Linked DNA regions of Homo sapiens: region 1 is linked to region 2. A link is a loop called in an ENCODE intact Hi-C map of the cell type or tissue named here. Cell type or tissue: tibial artery. All regions are shown on one strand.

Region 1 (8,000 bases), 120 kb before region 2:
GCACGTATGGCGGCCTCCTCTCCCCTCCTGGCCCAGCCCCAAGGAACACACGGTGCCCTCCGCCACCCCCCAAGCCCCAGACCAACGCAGCCTCCTCTCCCCTCTCAGCCCAGCCCCGAGGAACACGCAGTGCCCCCCCCCCGCCCCCCAGCCCCGCACTTACGCGCCCGTGCAGCTTCTCGTTGAGCCGAGGTTCCCGGTGCTCGCTCCTCTTCACCTTCAGCCACTGCACCAGAGGCTTGATGGTCAGGCCCTGGAGGACAGGGTCTCGTGACCCTGGTGCCAGGCAGCCCCCCACATCCCGCTGGCCCGGCCAGGTGCACCACACAGAGCCACCTGCCCCGGGGCCCACAGGCGCCCTCCCTGCTCTCCGGGCACCCAGCAACCCGCGCCCCTGCTTTGCAGAGGAGGAAGCAGCACCCGGGGCCTCATCCACCAGCGAAGGCCCGGGAAGAACATTTTTAGGACAATTATGCTTCCTCCCCAGTGGGGCCACGTGAAAACCTACAAAACGGCTCCTAGTTACTAAAATTATGAAACCCAATTAGGGTCTGGAGCCTGGAAATGCTTGTCCTGAAGTGCGGGCCCAGGCTCCCCTCGCGGGCGGGGCCGAGACCCCAGGGCTGGCTGGGCTGGGCCTCACCTGGAAGATGACGGTGAAGAACACTACGATGATGGTGGTGCTGACGAACAGGTTCTTCTCCTTGACCTTGTCTCCATCCAGAAGCACCACCAGGGCAAAGGCCACGGCCCCGCGCAGGCCCCCGTAGGACAGGACCACCTGGTCAATGGGCTCCAGCTGCACCATGCGGTAGCGGTTCAGAAGCCAGGTCTGCAGGACCACACCTGCGGATGATGGGGCGGGCACTCAGCTCCCCGGCCGCCCTCCCAGCCGCGGGACCCCAGCCCCTCCGGGACAGCGTCTTGGCGGCCAAGCATGTGCTGACGAAGAACAGCGGCACCCTAGATACGGCGTCCCCACGCCACGTCCCTCGTCACCATCCACCCGGAGCCACACGCGGCCTGGCGTCTCCCCCCCACGCTCCGTGCATCACACACACGGGTGCTGGGGGATGGGGCTGGGCGGGGGCGGGGCTGTCTTGCTTCCCGTTCCATCTCTCGTGCCACTGACCCTGTCTTGAGGCACATCCAGTGGAGTCAGTGGGAAACCAAGTGGTTTCCCTTGGGGTTCCAGAGCCTCCCACCCCAGCCCCGAGGCCGCCACCATCAGGTCCTCTCCTCTGCCTTGCACGGGGCTGCACCTCCATCTCCCTGGGCCCAGTAGAAAGCCTGCGCCTTCCCGGAGACGGTGCCGGCCCATCGGTGGTCCCACGGCCGCAACCCGGCCCCGCCTCACCGATGGCCCGGTACACGGAGATGAAGACCAGCGTCAGGAGCACGAAGGCCGTGTTCCAGGTCCAGATGAACGGGTTCACGGCCGAGATACCCAGGAACATGAAGATGATGGTCTCGGCGCTGCTGGCCAGCATCTTCATGGTGTAGCGCACGGTGGTGGCCGACTGCTCCGAGATGTTGGCCTTCACATACTTCTGACAGCAGATGCCACAGAAGGTGATGCTGCAGGGACAGACGCGCCTCAGGACACGGCCACCTGGCCTGGCGCCCGAGGCCCCCGTGTCCGCCCAGCCCCCCACGGCCTGGCGCCTGTAGGCCCAGAGTCACAGTTGTGTGGTTACGGGGGCCTCTTCCTCCCGAGCCAGGCTGGGCCGCCAGGGTTCCTGCCCACAGCCCTGCGGGGGCCACAGGCGGCATCACCGTCATGCAGATAATGGGCACCGGGGCTGCCTGCCAGCAGGGAGGGCAACAAAGGGTTCCAAAGTCCCTCCCCACCTGACCTGTCTCAGGGTGGGCACTGCTGTCGGCCCACAGACAATTCAGTGGAAACGCCAACTCCTTATTTTAAAATTTAAATAAATTCTTTGCCCCACACTGAATTCCCACCCAGCCTGGGAGCGCCAGCGGAGCGGGCGAGGTGACGGGACACTGCTCTGAAGGTCCCGCGCTAGGACAGAGGGCAGGGGAGGCCCTCCACTTCCTGTACTTCCCCTCACGGGGGTTCACGGGGAACTTGGTGATGCAGAGCCCGGAGCTTCTGCCACACACACCCCCGGTGTCCATGCGGCTGGCACCTCCCTCCGAGTTGGGGTCCCCCTGGCTGGCTCACCCCGCCGGACCCAGGAGGGTGTGGAGAAGCTCGGGTTGGGGTCCCCCTGGCTGGCTCGCCCCGCCGGACCCAGGAGGGTGTGGAGAAGCTCGGGTTGGGGTCCCCCTGGCTGGCTCGCCCCGCCGGACCCAGGAGGGTGTGGAGAAGCTCGGGTTGGGGTCCCCCTGGCTGGCTCGCCCCGCCGGACCCAGGAGGGTGTGGAGAAGCTCGGGTTGGGGTCCCCCTGGCTGGCTCGCCCCGCCGGACCCAGGAGGGTGTGGAGAAGCTCGGGTTGGGGTCCCCCTGGCTGGCTCGCCCCGCCGGACCCAGGAGGGTGTGGAGAAGCTCGGGTTGGGGTCCCCCTGGCTGGCTCGCCCTGCCGGACCCAGGAGGGTGTGGAGAAGCTCGGGAGGAGGGCGTGGAGAAGCTCGCGTGTGTGGGAGGGACTCACGCGAGGATGGCCGACAGCGACAGCATCTCGGACGTCAGGTAGGACAGGTAGGAGATGATGAACACGAAGCCGGGCTCGATGATACGCACATGCTTGGTGAAGCGCGTCACCAGCGACAGCAGGAAGGCGAAGACCACCCCCACCAGCGTGCCCCCCAGGCTCACCACGAAGAAGGACACTGGGTAGAGGACGCCCTTTGTGGCCGTGCCGGCCTTCCGGGCCCTTCCTTGCCAGGGGCCGCCTGGTGACCCCGCGGAAGTGCCGGGAGCCCGGGAAACGGGGGTGGATCCCTCACTCTCTTGGAGATCGGGCCTGGTCTCAGCACCAGCCTTGGTTCAGCAAGTGGGGAGGACCCTCCCGTGCCCCTGGGAGCCTGGCCCCAGGCCCTATCCGGCCGTCTGTCTCAGGAAGACCTGGCTGCCCTCATCCCTGTTCTGGGAAACACCCAGGAACCCCCAGGACCATGTCAAATCGTGTGTGAATCGCTCTGGACGGGGACGTGACGTGGACAGAAGGGCCCAGTGTAGCAGCTTTGAGTGCAAAGCTTTTTCCTGCATGGGCTGCAGGCCAGAGAAGACAGTTGGCCCCAGAGGAGACACGGCCGCCCACTCCCCCTGACCCACAGCTACACACCTATGCCCTTCACGCAGTCCACGCCAGTCACGTTGTCACCTCCCAGCGCCACGAAAGATTCAAACACATTGTACAGAACCTGCAGGGAAAACGGGCAGGGCGTTGGGTGGTCCTTGGTTAGTGCCACCCCCTCTCCGGGGCCCGGGCCTCGCTGGACTTGGCCCGAGTGTGGAGCCCATGGCACCCGAGGCCGTTGGAAGGAAAATCATCACAGGGCAATGGCCCCCAAAGGGGAGAAGCCCAGAGCCCAGCAGCCAGCAAGACATGGGGCAAAAGAATGTTCTGGAGGGGACCAGAAGCTTTGGGAGCAAAGCTGGCCTCTTCCTATCCTCTGCAAAACAGGGGCAGCTGCAAAGCTCCCTGCCACTTGAATTCTGAGTCTCATCTACGGAGACAAACCCAGGGTGTCAGTTTGAGTGACTTCCCTGCTGTGCTGGCTCTAGCCCCTGCCGTCTTTGCATGTTTTTAAACCTTAGCCCGGCAAAACCCAGAGATAAAATGCGGGGAAACCTTATCCACGCCCTGGGCTCCACGCCCAGCAAAGTGGTGACGCAGGTGAGACCGGCCGAGGGCCGTCCTGGGTGGGCCGAGGCCCCTGGGGAGAACCTGGCTCTGCACCCAGCTCTGTGTCTCTGGCTCTGGCCAAGGTGGGAGAGGACCCTGGGGCAGGCGTGTAAGTTGGGTTTGCAAATGCAGGCTGGGGTGGGGGGCCCATGAGGGTCCCGGGGTCTCTTGGGGCCTTCTCGGAGCTGGGCTTTTTAATGAAAATCCAGCTGGGAGGGAAGACAACCTCTTGGGAGACTCTTGCTTCTCCAGGGACGGGAGCCGCAGGGCTGCGGGGCACACGGGGCTGTCACTCTATTCCCGATTAAGTCTCACTTCCCAAATTCCCCCGAGAATATCTTGCCGTCTGGTGTGCGACACCCACAGGACTTTCCTCTTTCCAAAACCCCTAAGGGAACATGAGAGGCTGACGGGTTTCAAACCTTTCAAACCACAGGCACTTTCAGAGGGGAGAGGAAGCTGACCCCACCCTTCCCTCCGGCTGCGTCTGCAGGGTCCTCGGGGCTGGGGGAGGATGGGCAGGGGCAGCACGGGGCGGGGGCAGTGTGGGGGCTGGGATGGTGTCGGGGCCGGGCCCAGGGCTGGCCTCACTGACGGTTCCTAGGAGGGCCACTCTGCACGTGCCCCTCGGATGGCCCCATGACTCACTTCCGGGAGGCAGTGGCCCCATTTGATGGGATTGGCTTTGAAACGTCACGATTGTCACTGTGAAGTAGTAACCATGTTCCTTGGGGTTCCTGAATCTTCTCCTGGCCTTACTGAGCGCTGATGTGGCCTTTGGGCCTCTGTGGAGGCACCGTCCCCGCCTCCCGGAACACCATCTCCTCCAGGGACACCCACACACCGTCCGGGCTCTGCCGTTAGCACCAGTTCAGTTTCCCTCCCTTCACCTCTGTCATGGGCCAAATTGTGCCCCCGAAATTCCCATGTTAAAGTCCCCAGGACCTGGGCATGTGAGCGTGAAAAAGGGGAGTATGGCACAGTCAGGTCACCGGGGTGGACCCTGATCCAATAGGACCCGTGTCCCTGTGAGAGGAGGCGACTCGGGCACATTCACGCAGGGACGGCCACGTGAGGACACGGGAAGGCACCGTCTGCAAGTCCAGGACCGGGGTCCCGCAGGAGCCCACCACACTGACACCGTGATCCAGACCGCACTGACACCCACCGCACTGACACCGTGATCCAGACCGCACTGACACCCACCACACTGACACCCACCGCACTGACACCCACCACACTGACACCGTGATCCAGACCGCACTGACACCCACCGCACTGACACCGTGATCCAGACCGCACTGACACCCACCACACTGACACCCACCGCACTGACACCCACCACACTGACACCCACCGCACTGACACCCACCACACTGACACCGTGATCCAGACCGCACTGACACCCACCACACTGACACCCACCGCACTGACACCCACCACACTGACACCGTGATCCAGACCGCACTGACACCCACCACACTGACACCCACCGCACTGACACCCACCACACTGACACCGTGATCCAGACCGCACTGACACCCACCACACTGACACCCACCGCACTGACACCCACCACACTGACACCGTGATCCAGACCGCACTGACACCCACCACACTGACACCCACCGCACTGACACCCACCACACTGACACCGTGATCCAGACCGCACTGACACCCACCACACTGACACCCACCGCACTGACACCCACCACACTGACACCGTGATCCAGACCGCACTGACACCCACCACACTGACACCCACCGCACTGACACCCACCACACTGACACCGTGATCCAGACCGCACTGACACCCACCGCACTGACACCCACCACACTGACACCCACCACACTGACACCCACCGTCGTTCAAGGCACTGCACCTGCGGTACTTTGTCATGGCGGCCCTGGCAGATTACGTGGTTCCTATGGGATTTTGTTGTTTGCTATTCACGTATTTATTTTATTTGAGATGGAGTCTCACTCTGTCACCCAGGCTGGAGTGCGATGGCACGATCTCGGCTCATTGCAACCTCTGCCTCCTGGTTTCAGGTGATTCTCCTGTCTCAGCCTCCCCAGTAGCTGGGATTACAGGCGCGTGCCACCACCCCTGGCTAATTTTTGTATTTTTAGTAGAGACGGGGTTTCACCATGTTGGCCAGGCTGGTCTCGAACTGCTGACCTCAGGTGATCCACCTGCCTCGGCCTCCCAAAGTGCTGGGATTACAGGCGTGAGCCACCGCACCCGGCCACTCATGTATTTTTTAGGAACTCAGGAATGGGTGGCAGTAACTGTGGGTCCAAAGTCACAGACGCTCTGGGGACCAGGAGGGCGGGATTTCAACAGCGCCATCATTAACCCTGAAGCTATGGAGTGGGCGGGCAGGGCCTGGGAACTGTGGAAGATACAAAGAAGCCTCGCGAAAGCTGCCAGTCGTTCTGAGCTGGGAGGAAGGAGGTGGAGGGACGGGACGCCCCCGGGAGGGGAGTTTGAGGACAGGGTTTCACGCCCTCCTTTGCTGACTGACCGATGGGGGGTGAGACGGGGCCCAGGCCTCCCACGGCTCGCCCGCTCTGGAGCGGTGGCTCCGTTGCTCACCACGGTGACTGCGTCGTTCAGCAGCGACTCCCCGAAGACGATGATGAACAGGACCTCGTTGACATGGACCTCCTCAAACACGGCCAGGACGGCCACCGGGTCCACAGCCGCCATGAGGCTGCCAAACAGGAGGAAGTCCAGCAGCCCAATCTGCAGGTCGCCTGGAAGACAAGCCGGGCCGCGGGGCAGCTGCAGGGCCTGCCACCCGAGGAGGAGGGCCCTGGGGAGGCGCTCGCCTACGGGTCGGGGTTCGGAGCCCGTCTGGCTGGCGCCGGTGGCGTGGGGAGCTGGGTCAGCTTCCTGCGTCCCTCCCACAGACCCCCAGCCCCCTCCAGGGAAGGCTGCTGTCTTCCGAGGGGGCCACCCCATCTGAGCAAGACAGACAGACAGACTGACCCTGGCCCTGGCCCTCTCCTTCATCTTTGGGTGAACGGAGGCAGGTGGGTGCAGGGGCACCGCATGCTGGGGAGGGATGGGGGCCCATCGCCTGGAGTGGCGTCCCAGCCCAGGAGAAGCAAGTGGGGCTGACCCAGGACGGGCCCGGAGCCGGGACACACAGCACCCAGGGGCGCGGCCAGGGAGGGGCAGGTGGGAGGGCCGTTGGGGGTGTGGGGGCAGATTGTGGGGATGAGCAGGGCTGCGGTGGGAGCAAGGGGGCCCGGAAGACGTGGGTCCATGTGGTCCCTAGCTCCCGGCCGGCTTCCCTCCCCGCATCTGCCTGTGGGCTCTGGTGCCCCTCGCTGGGGAGGTTTTACTGAAATGCAGCCTTATCCTTCACAAGTCTTTGCCATTCAACCCAGGGTTCAGGCCTCGAGGAGGCCACGTGGGGGTGCCAGGCTCCAGGGGACCCTCAGGGAACTGAGTGTGGCCACGTGGCCCCGAGAGTCTGCCCTCTCTCACGGCCGCAGGGCTCAGAGGACACTGGGCCTCCTTGCTGCCTTCCCGGCCGTGAGGGTCCAGGGACCAGGAGACGCCAGGGCCGTGAGGGTGTGGGAGAGACCACCCAGGGAGGGGGAGGCCCCCGACGAGTCCCCCCGCACAGCTGCTGCCTCTCTGCTGGGCTGGAGCGGAGCCCACCACCCCTCTGGGCTGAGGCTCGGGCTGAGGAGGGGTTTGTCCCTGGAGCCGGACGGGCCCCAGGAGACAGCAGAGAGCAGCCTGGCCAGGGGTTTCTGTGCTGGCGCCTGGGAGGGGACAGATCAGGGTCATCTCTGCGGTGACTAAACCCCGAGTTTGCTGTGAGCTCCTAAGCCCCAGCAGCCTCTGGCCAGTGTCACAACACCCCGAGGAAGTGACAGATGCCAGAAGAACCAGCGTTCAGGGAGTTAAAGTTCCATGTTGGAACGGGAACCACACAAGCCTTCTCCTCTTCCAAACTCAGGCCTCAGGACACGAATCCCCTTCAAGGTCATCTTTAAACGCGGCCTCCTGGCACGGCCGCCCCCAGGGCAGTGATGGCCCCCATGGATGTCCTGGGGTCGGCCGCGTTCAGACTCCCCGGCCGGCAGCCTTCCCGTCTGGACAGTTGCCCACGGCCGTGCCAGGAGGGCTCATGCCACCAGACCGCATGTTCCAGGCCTTTCTCCACC
Region 2 (8,000 bases):
CGTGAGCATCACCTTTTTTCTTCAGCTTCACCAGCATCTGTTGTTTTTTTGACTTTGTAATAATCGCCATTCTGACTGCTGAGCTGGCATCTCATTGTGGTTTTGATTTGCATTTCTCTGATAATGAGAATTTTTTCTTATACTTGTTGGTCACTTGTATGTCTTGTTTTGAGAAGTATCTGTTCATGTCCTTTGCCTTTTTTTTTTTTTTTTTGAGACAGAGTTTCACTCTGTAGCCCACGCTGGAGTGCAGTGGCGCAATCTCGGCTCACTGCAAGCTCCTCCTCCCTGGTTCACGCCATTCTCCTGCCTCAGCCTCCCGAGTAGCTGGGACTACAGGCGGCCACCACCACGCCCAGCTAATTTTTTAATATTTTTTAGTAGAGACGGAGTTTCACCGTGTTAGCCAGGATGGTCTCGATCTCCTGACCTTGTGATCCGCCCGCCTCAGCTTCCCGAAGTGCTCGGATTACAGGCATGAGCCACCGCGCCCGGCCGCCCATTTTTTAATGGGGTTGTTTTTTGCTTGTTGATTTGTGTAAGCGTCCTATAGATGCTGGATATTAGGCCTTTGTCAGATGCATAGTTTGCAGACATTTTCTCCCATTCTGTAGGGTGTCTGTTTCCTCCGTTGGCAGTTTCTTCTGCTGTGCAGAAGCTCTTCAGTTTAATTAGGTATCACTTGTCTATTTTTGTTTTTGTTGCAATTGCTTTTGAGGACTTAGCCAGCGTTCTTTGCCAACGCCAACGTCAAGAAGACGTTGTCTTCCAGGATGTTTATAGTTTGACGTCTTGCATTTGAGTCTTTAATCCATCTAGAGTTGATTTTCGTCTATGCGGAAGGGTAAGAGTCCAGTTTCCTTCTTCTGCCTGTGACTGAGCTGCTTATCCCAGCACCATCTATCGGACAGGGAGTCCTTTCCCCGCGGCTTGTTTTCGTTGGTCTTGTCAAAGACCAGACGGGTGTATGTGTGCAGCTTCATGTCTGAGTTTTCTATTCTGTTCTATATGATAATGAAACCAAATCAATGTCTCTGCTCAGACCCCTTCTGACAAGGTCTGTGGCGCCCACCATGGCGTTAGGGCCACAGCCTCCTGCCCCATGTGCCAGGCCCGGCTCTGCCCAGCTCCCTGCAGCTGCGCCAGTGTGTGCTGTGACTCGTGCTCCTGGTTTGTCATCTGCCTCTCAGTAGACACCACGGCCTTCAAGCTTTCTCCGCTCCGTGACCAGCAGCTGGGACGGGACCAGCAGTGCATGCGGCTCTGGATTCATGTTTGTTGAATGACTGACTGAACGGAGGCTCCCTTACAGAAGTGAACGGCGCGGCCCTCCCTGAGTTCCGGCCTGGCTCTGGATACCAAGGAGCAAGGTGGTCAGGGGTCAGGGGCTGGAGTGGGGAGATTGCCTGGGAGGGGGCTGGAGGGTGTGGTGGAACTGCAGGTTCTCTCCTTGACATGCCTGTGGGGGAGCCTTTCCCGGCCCTCTCTCCGCTGGTTTTCACCCTTTCTCCGGTGCAGCCACACTGGGCATCCCACCCCAGGGATCCAGGAAGGGGGCGTGTCGGCCGAGTGCGAGCCCGTTTCTGAACACCCTGTGAAGTTGGTGAGAATTCAGGTGCCTATCGGCCGGGCTCCACCTGTGCACCAGGTGTGGCCGCCTCACTGTGACTTCAAAGGTCCCCGGGGAGGAAGGAGGCTCCCAGCTGCACACAGGTGAGTCAGTCCCATTGTTCCGTGTGTCTGAAAAATCAATCGGGTCCAAAGTAAAAATATTTATTTAATGAGCAGAAATGTATGGCCGATCGGTTTTTAAAGGATATTGCTTCCTGCTCCTTGATACTGAAAAGGGGCGTTAGAAGAAATTCATTTGCAGGGATTGAGTTCTGGAAATGGCCATTCTAGGTGAAATAAGGACAGAAAATAGCACAGCACCCGCCAAAGACAGCTCATTCTCTTCCTTGGGGTGCTGGGGGACACGGGCGCCCCTCGGGGGCAGGAGGATCCCAGCGGGAGGACACTGGGCACTGCGTGAAGTCTCCCCTGGGAGCCCCAGTGAGGGGCAGGTGATGGCCCCGAGTGTCCCTGGGTCTCCCAAACGAACGTCTGGGCTTCTCTGGGAGGAGGACTCCACCCTGCAGAAGAGAAGGGTCTGGGTCAGAACCCAGTGAGTCCGGGGCTCCCTCCGCCTCCTTTGCTCCCTGTGAGATGGGCACGGAGAATGAGTCCCTCCGTGGACGTGGACGCCTGGTGGTTCTCGGCCGAGATCGCACCCTCGTGGCACCTGCCGGGGACCGCCCAGCTCCTGCAGCTGCGGTCTCTGGAGAGCACCGCCGGGATCCCCACGGCTCGAGAACCCGCGGTGCGTTTTGTAGGGTCAGCATTTGCGTACTGGGTCTGCTGCACTCCCTTCCTCGCGCGGCTCCCCGTTCAGCTCCCTGCAGGCGTCGGGACCTTGCTGCGCGGCTCCTCTTCCAAAACCCACAAGGTTCTGAGTTCCTGGGGCTTTGTCCCCCCAGTCTGTGGCCGCCGCAGGGCCTCCTCCTGGACCAGCCCGAAGGGCACATGGGGATGGCGCCTCAGGGCTCCGGTAGCGAAGGCCACACAGAAGTCCCGAGGACCCTGGCAGCGGCCGTCTCCTGCGTCTTGGTCCCTGAGGACCCTGGGCCTTCCTGGCAGTGGAGGCTGGTGTCTCTCACTCTCTCCAGGTGCAGGCCAGCGCTCAGCTAAATGCCTTCAGAGCTCCGGCTGAGATGTGCAGCACCCGCCACCGTCAGTCTTCGTGTGTTGGGGCGTGATGGGGATGGTGTCTCAGTCCTATGTTCTCGTGCTGCTGTGTTTGGGATGTGTCAGTTTCCCATGACTGCTGGAACAAGCTACCCCAGCCTTAGGGGCTCAGAACAACACGCAGGACTCTCAGGCTTCTGGAACACGGCCCCCACTCCCTCCCGAGGCTCTGGGCCAGGATCCTCCCGTCGCCTCCAGCTTCTGCTGTATCGCTCCATGGCCGGCTCCTCTGTGCCTCTTCTCTCTGTGTCTCTCTTCTGTCTCTTAGAAGGACATTGGTGAATGCATTTAGACCCCCAGGCCCCACCCCCCGATAACCCAGGAAAAGCACCTCTTAAGATCCCTATGTTTATCACAGCTTTTGCCTCAGAGGTGACATTCGAAGCGCTGGGGTTTTGCACAGATTTTGGGGGAGGTCTTAATCAGCTCAGGTGGCCATAGCAGAAAACCACACACGGGCAACCCGAGCAGCAGACATAGGTTTGTTGAGCAGCAGACACAGGAAGCTCCCACCACTCTGGGGTGGAAGCCGGAGATCCTGGCACCAGCTGACTGGCCTCCTAGTGAGGGCCCTTCCTGGTTTCCCGGTGCGACAGAGAAAGGGGAGGGCAGCCCTCTCCTATGAGGGCACTGATCCCACTGGGAGGACCCCACTCCACACACCGCAGCACTGGGGTTGGGGTTCCACCCGTGACTCCTGCAGGAGCACAAACGTGCAGCCAATAGACCACATGCCTCTGGGCAGCAAAGGTCCCCTGTCACCTGCACTGCATTCTCCCGGTGCTGCCTCTGAGGACAAGGCTGGCTCCAGCGGGCTCAGTGCTGACTACCAGGATGCAGGAGGCCTGCCCGCTCGCCATAGCTGCGAAGCCGGCTGATTACATTTCAGGCTTTTGTTTATTCCCCATCCCAACCCGCTCCTTCATCCACACAGACTGCTCGGACCTGGACTCAGGCCAGGCTGGACACCAGGCAGACGGAGGGACGTCCCCAGCAGCCAGCTCCCTCTGTCCGAGCAGACGGAGGGACGTCCCCAGCAGCCAGCTCCCTGTGTCCAAACAGACGGAGGGACGTCCCTAGCAGCCAGCTCCCTCTGTCTGAGCAGATGGAGGGACGTCCCCAGCAGCCGGCTCCCTCTGTCCTAGCCCTGGGAAGGTGGGGTCCTCCAGAGCTCCCCTCCGCAGCCCCAGCCACTCCCATGCTCCAGCTCCTGCCCCCTCCCGGGGCTCTATCTCCCCACAGAGAAAGGGGGTCCCTCCGCTGGGCAGGCACAGCCTCCTTCCAGGCCTTGTTACGGGCACCTGCACACGTGCCTGTGCCACCTAAGCTGTGCCCGCGCCACCTAAGCTCTGCCCGCCACCTCGGCAGATGCCAGGGTCCACAGGAAGGCATTGGGTGCAACAGTCACTCAGCTGTTGTGTTTTCTTTCTCTTAGCCACAGTCTAGTCCTAGCAGCAGTGACCTTGGTTTGGAGCCCGGGTTGGGGACCCCAGTGATGCCAATTTTCTTTGCCCTCATCATCCCAAGGCGGCTGCTGCAGTTTCAGACATCACAACTTTGTTCAGCGCAAAGGAGAAGGGGGACAGGGTATGTGCCACTTACACGTTTCTTCTTCTGGAAAATCTAAACTTTACCTGAAAATGCCACCGTAGCCTCATGCTTGCTTCTCACCAACCCGAGCTGTAAGAGATGGCTCCATCCTCTACACCAGAAATGGGCAAGGCCCAAGAGGGCTGGGAACTGCCAGTCCCCTTGAGGGCCTTCTTATTTTTAATTTTTAGGGATGAGAAAACTGGAGTTCGGAGATGGGCTTGCTCACGGCCTCACAGCCAGGGAGCCTGCTCACCCCAGTGTGTGCCCAGCCAGAAACCTGCGTCTGGGCCCCCAGAGGCTGGGCTCCTCACAGTGGGGACCCACCATGTCCACTGCCTGCAGGAACCGACAGAGAGGCTGTGATGCTGAGCCCCGGCCTCATGCAACAAAGCTTTGCCCGACGGAATGCACCCAGCGGCAGTGGAGAGCAGTGCTGGATCCTGCGGGGTTGAGGCGGTGGAGCTTGGTCAGCATGGGGTGCAGGGGCAGGAGGGGGGACGTGGCCAGGGGCCAGGGGCCCGGGAGCAGTCAGGGCTGGTCGGCTGACCAGAGGCTCAAGGAGAAGGTGAGCTTTGAGTGATGGTCACTGGGCCATATGGGGTGGGGCAGCTCTGGCTCTGAGAGAACTCCTGCTTGGAGGAGGCCTTGGGCTTCCTGAGGCTGGTGGCCCCCAGGCCACACTCTGCCCTGGCCCTAAGGGACTCTGAGCTCTGGGCTCCCCGAAGCCTCAGAGATGAGGAGCAAGCAGCTGCAGGTCCCCAAGCCATAGTGGGGGAAGCCTGGGACTTTGCAGGGGATGCCAGGTTATATCTGATGCTGGCCCCTGGTCCTGATCAGCCTGCTTTTAACAGCAGATGGCGGAAAGAGAGGCAGAGGTGGTGTACTAGGCTGTTCTTGCATTGCTATAAAGAAAACCTGAGACTGGGTAATTTATAAAGAAAAGAGGGTTAATTGGCTCATGGTTTTGTAGGCCGTACATGAAGTGTAGTGCCAGGATCTGCTTCTGATGAGGCCTCAGGAAGCTTCCAGTTGTGGTGGAAGGTAAAGGGGGAGCAGATACATGACACTTTAAGAGGGGGGCAAGTCAGAGGGAGGAGGCACCTCACATTGTGAGAGGAGAGCAAGTCAGAGGGAGGAGGCACCTCACATTGTGAGAGGAGAGCAAGTCAGAGGGGGAGGCGCCTCACATTGTGAGAGGAGAGCAAGCCAGAGGGGGGAGGCGCCTCACATTGTGAGAGGAGAGCAAGCCAGAGGGGGGAGGCGCCTCACATTGTGAGAGGAGAGCAAGCCAGAGCGGGGAGGCGCCTCACATTGTGAGAGGAGAGCAAGCCAGAGGGGGGAGGTGCCTCACATTGTGAGAGGAGAGCAAGTCAGAGGGGGGAGGCGCTTCACATTGTGAGAGGAGAGCAAGCCAGAGGGGGGAGGCGCCTCACATTGTGAGAGGCGGGCTGTGAGAGAGGGGCAAGTCAGAGGGGGAGGCACCTCACATTGTGAGAGGGGGGCTGTGAGAGGGGGGCAAGTCAGAAGGGGGAGGCGCCTCACACTTTTTTTTTTTTTAATTGAGATGGAGTCTCACTCTGTCGCCCAGGCTGGAGTGCAGTGGCGTAATCTCAGCTCACTGCAACCTCTGTCTCCCAGGTTCAAGCAATTCTCCTGCCTCAGCCTCCCAAGCAGCTGGGATAACAGGTGCGCACCACCACACCCAGCTAATTATTTTTGTGTTTTTAGTAGAGACAGGGTTTCACCATGTTGGCCAGGCTGGTCTTGAACTCCTGACCTCAAGTGATCCACCCTCCTCAGTCACCCAAAGTGCTGGGATTACAGGTGTGAGCCACTGCGCCCAGCCACCACACACTTTTAAACTACCAGATCTACCAGAGTGAGAACTCACTTATCACCAACAGGATGACCCACGCCATTCAGGAAGGACCCACTCCTGTGATCCAAACACCTCCTACCAGCCCCCACCTCCAGCACTGGTGATTACATTTCAACATGAGATCTGTGGGGACAAACATCTAAACCATATCGAGTGGGCTCAGGAGGCAGCAGCCCTGGAAGATGCCGAGTGCCTGGGAGGACAGAGGAAGATGCCGGAGTTCACGGGTGCCATGTGCAGGTGCAGCTCCTGCCAGGCGGCTGAAGATGGGGCTCCAGGTGGTGGCAGTGCCCCAGCCCCACCAGTCCTTCCTGGGGAGAGGGTCACGGCTCAGTGGCTGAAGGGCTGGGGGGCTTGTCTGAAAGGAGTGAATGCCTGCCCATCAGGCACTTTCGGAAAAAGCTGGAAACCAAGATTTCCCTGAGAAGTCCTGGGCTTTCTGGTGTTGGGAACTATAGGAAGCAGCCGGCTTCTGCTTCCCCTCCAGGGTCCAGGAGAGAATTTGTTTTGGACAAACCTTCTAGGCCACATGCTTGGAGCACCTCTGACCTCACCCAGTGCCATGCCCCCCAGCTGAGGCCCGGCCCCTGCATGTGTTCAGGGATGTGAGGTCAGGGAGTGGTTCAGGGATGTGAGGCCTAGCACTGGTCCGCAGGCCTCTGGGAGCCCTCTGGGCCCCTTGCAGAGCGGGGCAGCACTTGGCTGAGGACTGCGAGGGCTGAGCTGTCCTGACCCAGTCCTGGGATAGCAGAGCCGCCCACCCTGCCTGGGGGCTCCTGGGTGTCTCCTGCAGCCACGCCACTTGTAGCTGGGTTCTGTCCTGGGACAGCAGAGACACCCAGCCTGTCTCAGGTCTCCAGGGCGTCTCCTGCAGCCACGCCACTTGTAGCTGGGCTCTGTGCTTGTTGTCAGTGCAGCCCCAGCAGCCCAGAGCGGTTCACAAGCTCCCAGACCGATTTACCTGCTCCAGTGAAACTCCTATGAGGGCACTGAAACTTCCCATTATTACAGGGCTCCGGCCCACAGCCATGGGGATGCCCCTTCCCACACCAGCTCCTGCAACTGGAAGGCTGTGGGCCACTCACTCTGAAGCCTCCCCTTTCCAGACACAAGGGCAGGAGTCAAGGGCAGTGGCAACATCCCCCAGAGATGCCGATGGACGGTGTTTCAACCTAAATCGGACAGCCGCACTCCCTCCCTGGCCACACAGCAGGACAGAGACCAGGACACAGCGGCCCACCCGCTGCCCTCACACTCCCCTCCTCCACGGTGTGAACTAAACCGCACACGTGGCCTGTTACTCGGACAAGGTGGGAAGGTGTGGCCCCACCCCCTCCTAAGACATTACGATGCGGAGAACCCCCAAGCCCACCCTCAACTGTGTTCACTGGAAACAGCCCAGCAAGGGCTACGTGTGCCTTCCGGTTTCACATTTGGGAAGTGGGTAAAATGCAGTATTGACAGTTCTCAAATATTGGTGTTGATCTTAACTGCTAGAGATACCGTGAGGGAAAAGAGCGCTTTTGTTCAACGTTTATGAATGGATAAAGGAGGAACTGAAACCAGCAAAGGGGCGGCTGGCCCTGGACCAGACGCGGCTTCGCCGAGGAGCTGTGGGCAGGGTGGGCCGGCACCTCCTTTCCTCTCGAGAAGGATGTGGAGAGCAGGTGGCTCGTGCCACCTGCCTCCCTGGCCCTCGTCCATGCCTCTGCACTGACCGCTGGGCTCCTGCCGCCCGGGGATG

Evidence for each region. Hi-C counts contacts between places; a loop is a spot of excess contacts. Peaks named below come from ENCODE experiments on the same cell type or tissue, not always from the same donor. Only the 100,000 strongest peaks of a DNase experiment are listed, where the experiment ranks them.
Region 1: a loop joins it to region 2, with 2.2 times the contacts of the local background. A loop is called at or near these places in 42 of 110 quality-filtered maps.

Annotation. Positions count from the first base shown.
Region 1 is chr5:481,905-489,904 of GRCh38, forward strand. SLC9A3 (solute carrier family 9 member A3) reads right to left here. Exons shown (of 17, transcript NM_004174.4): 3 at 6,412-6,572; 4 at 3,249-3,327; 5 at 2,616-2,793; 6 at 1,358-1,578; 7 at 644-846; 8 at 164-253. Among named protein-coding and RNA genes, the nearest start is that of SLC9A3-AS1, 13 kb to the left of the region's middle. In tibial artery, no CTCF peak of the experiment used is centred here; no DNase peak of the experiment used is centred here; H3K27me3 peaks cover 5,759 bases.
Region 2 is chr5:599,798-607,797 of GRCh38, forward strand. It overlaps CEP72-DT (CEP72 divergent transcript), which reads right to left. Exons shown (of 3, transcript NR_103444.1): 3 at 2,372-3,047. LOC105374608 (a long non-coding RNA gene) reads left to right here and starts at 994. Exons shown (of 8, transcript XR_007058672.1): 1 at 994-1,370; 2 at 1,519-1,713; 3 at 4,220-4,371; 4 at 4,566-4,843; 5 at 5,348-5,418; 6 at 6,016-6,063; 7 at 6,282-6,496; 8 at 7,268-7,813. RefSeq lists enhancers at 2,964-3,464, 3,465-3,965. In tibial artery, no CTCF peak of the experiment used is centred here; a DNase peak (open chromatin) is centred at 3,575; H3K27me3 peaks cover 5,461 bases.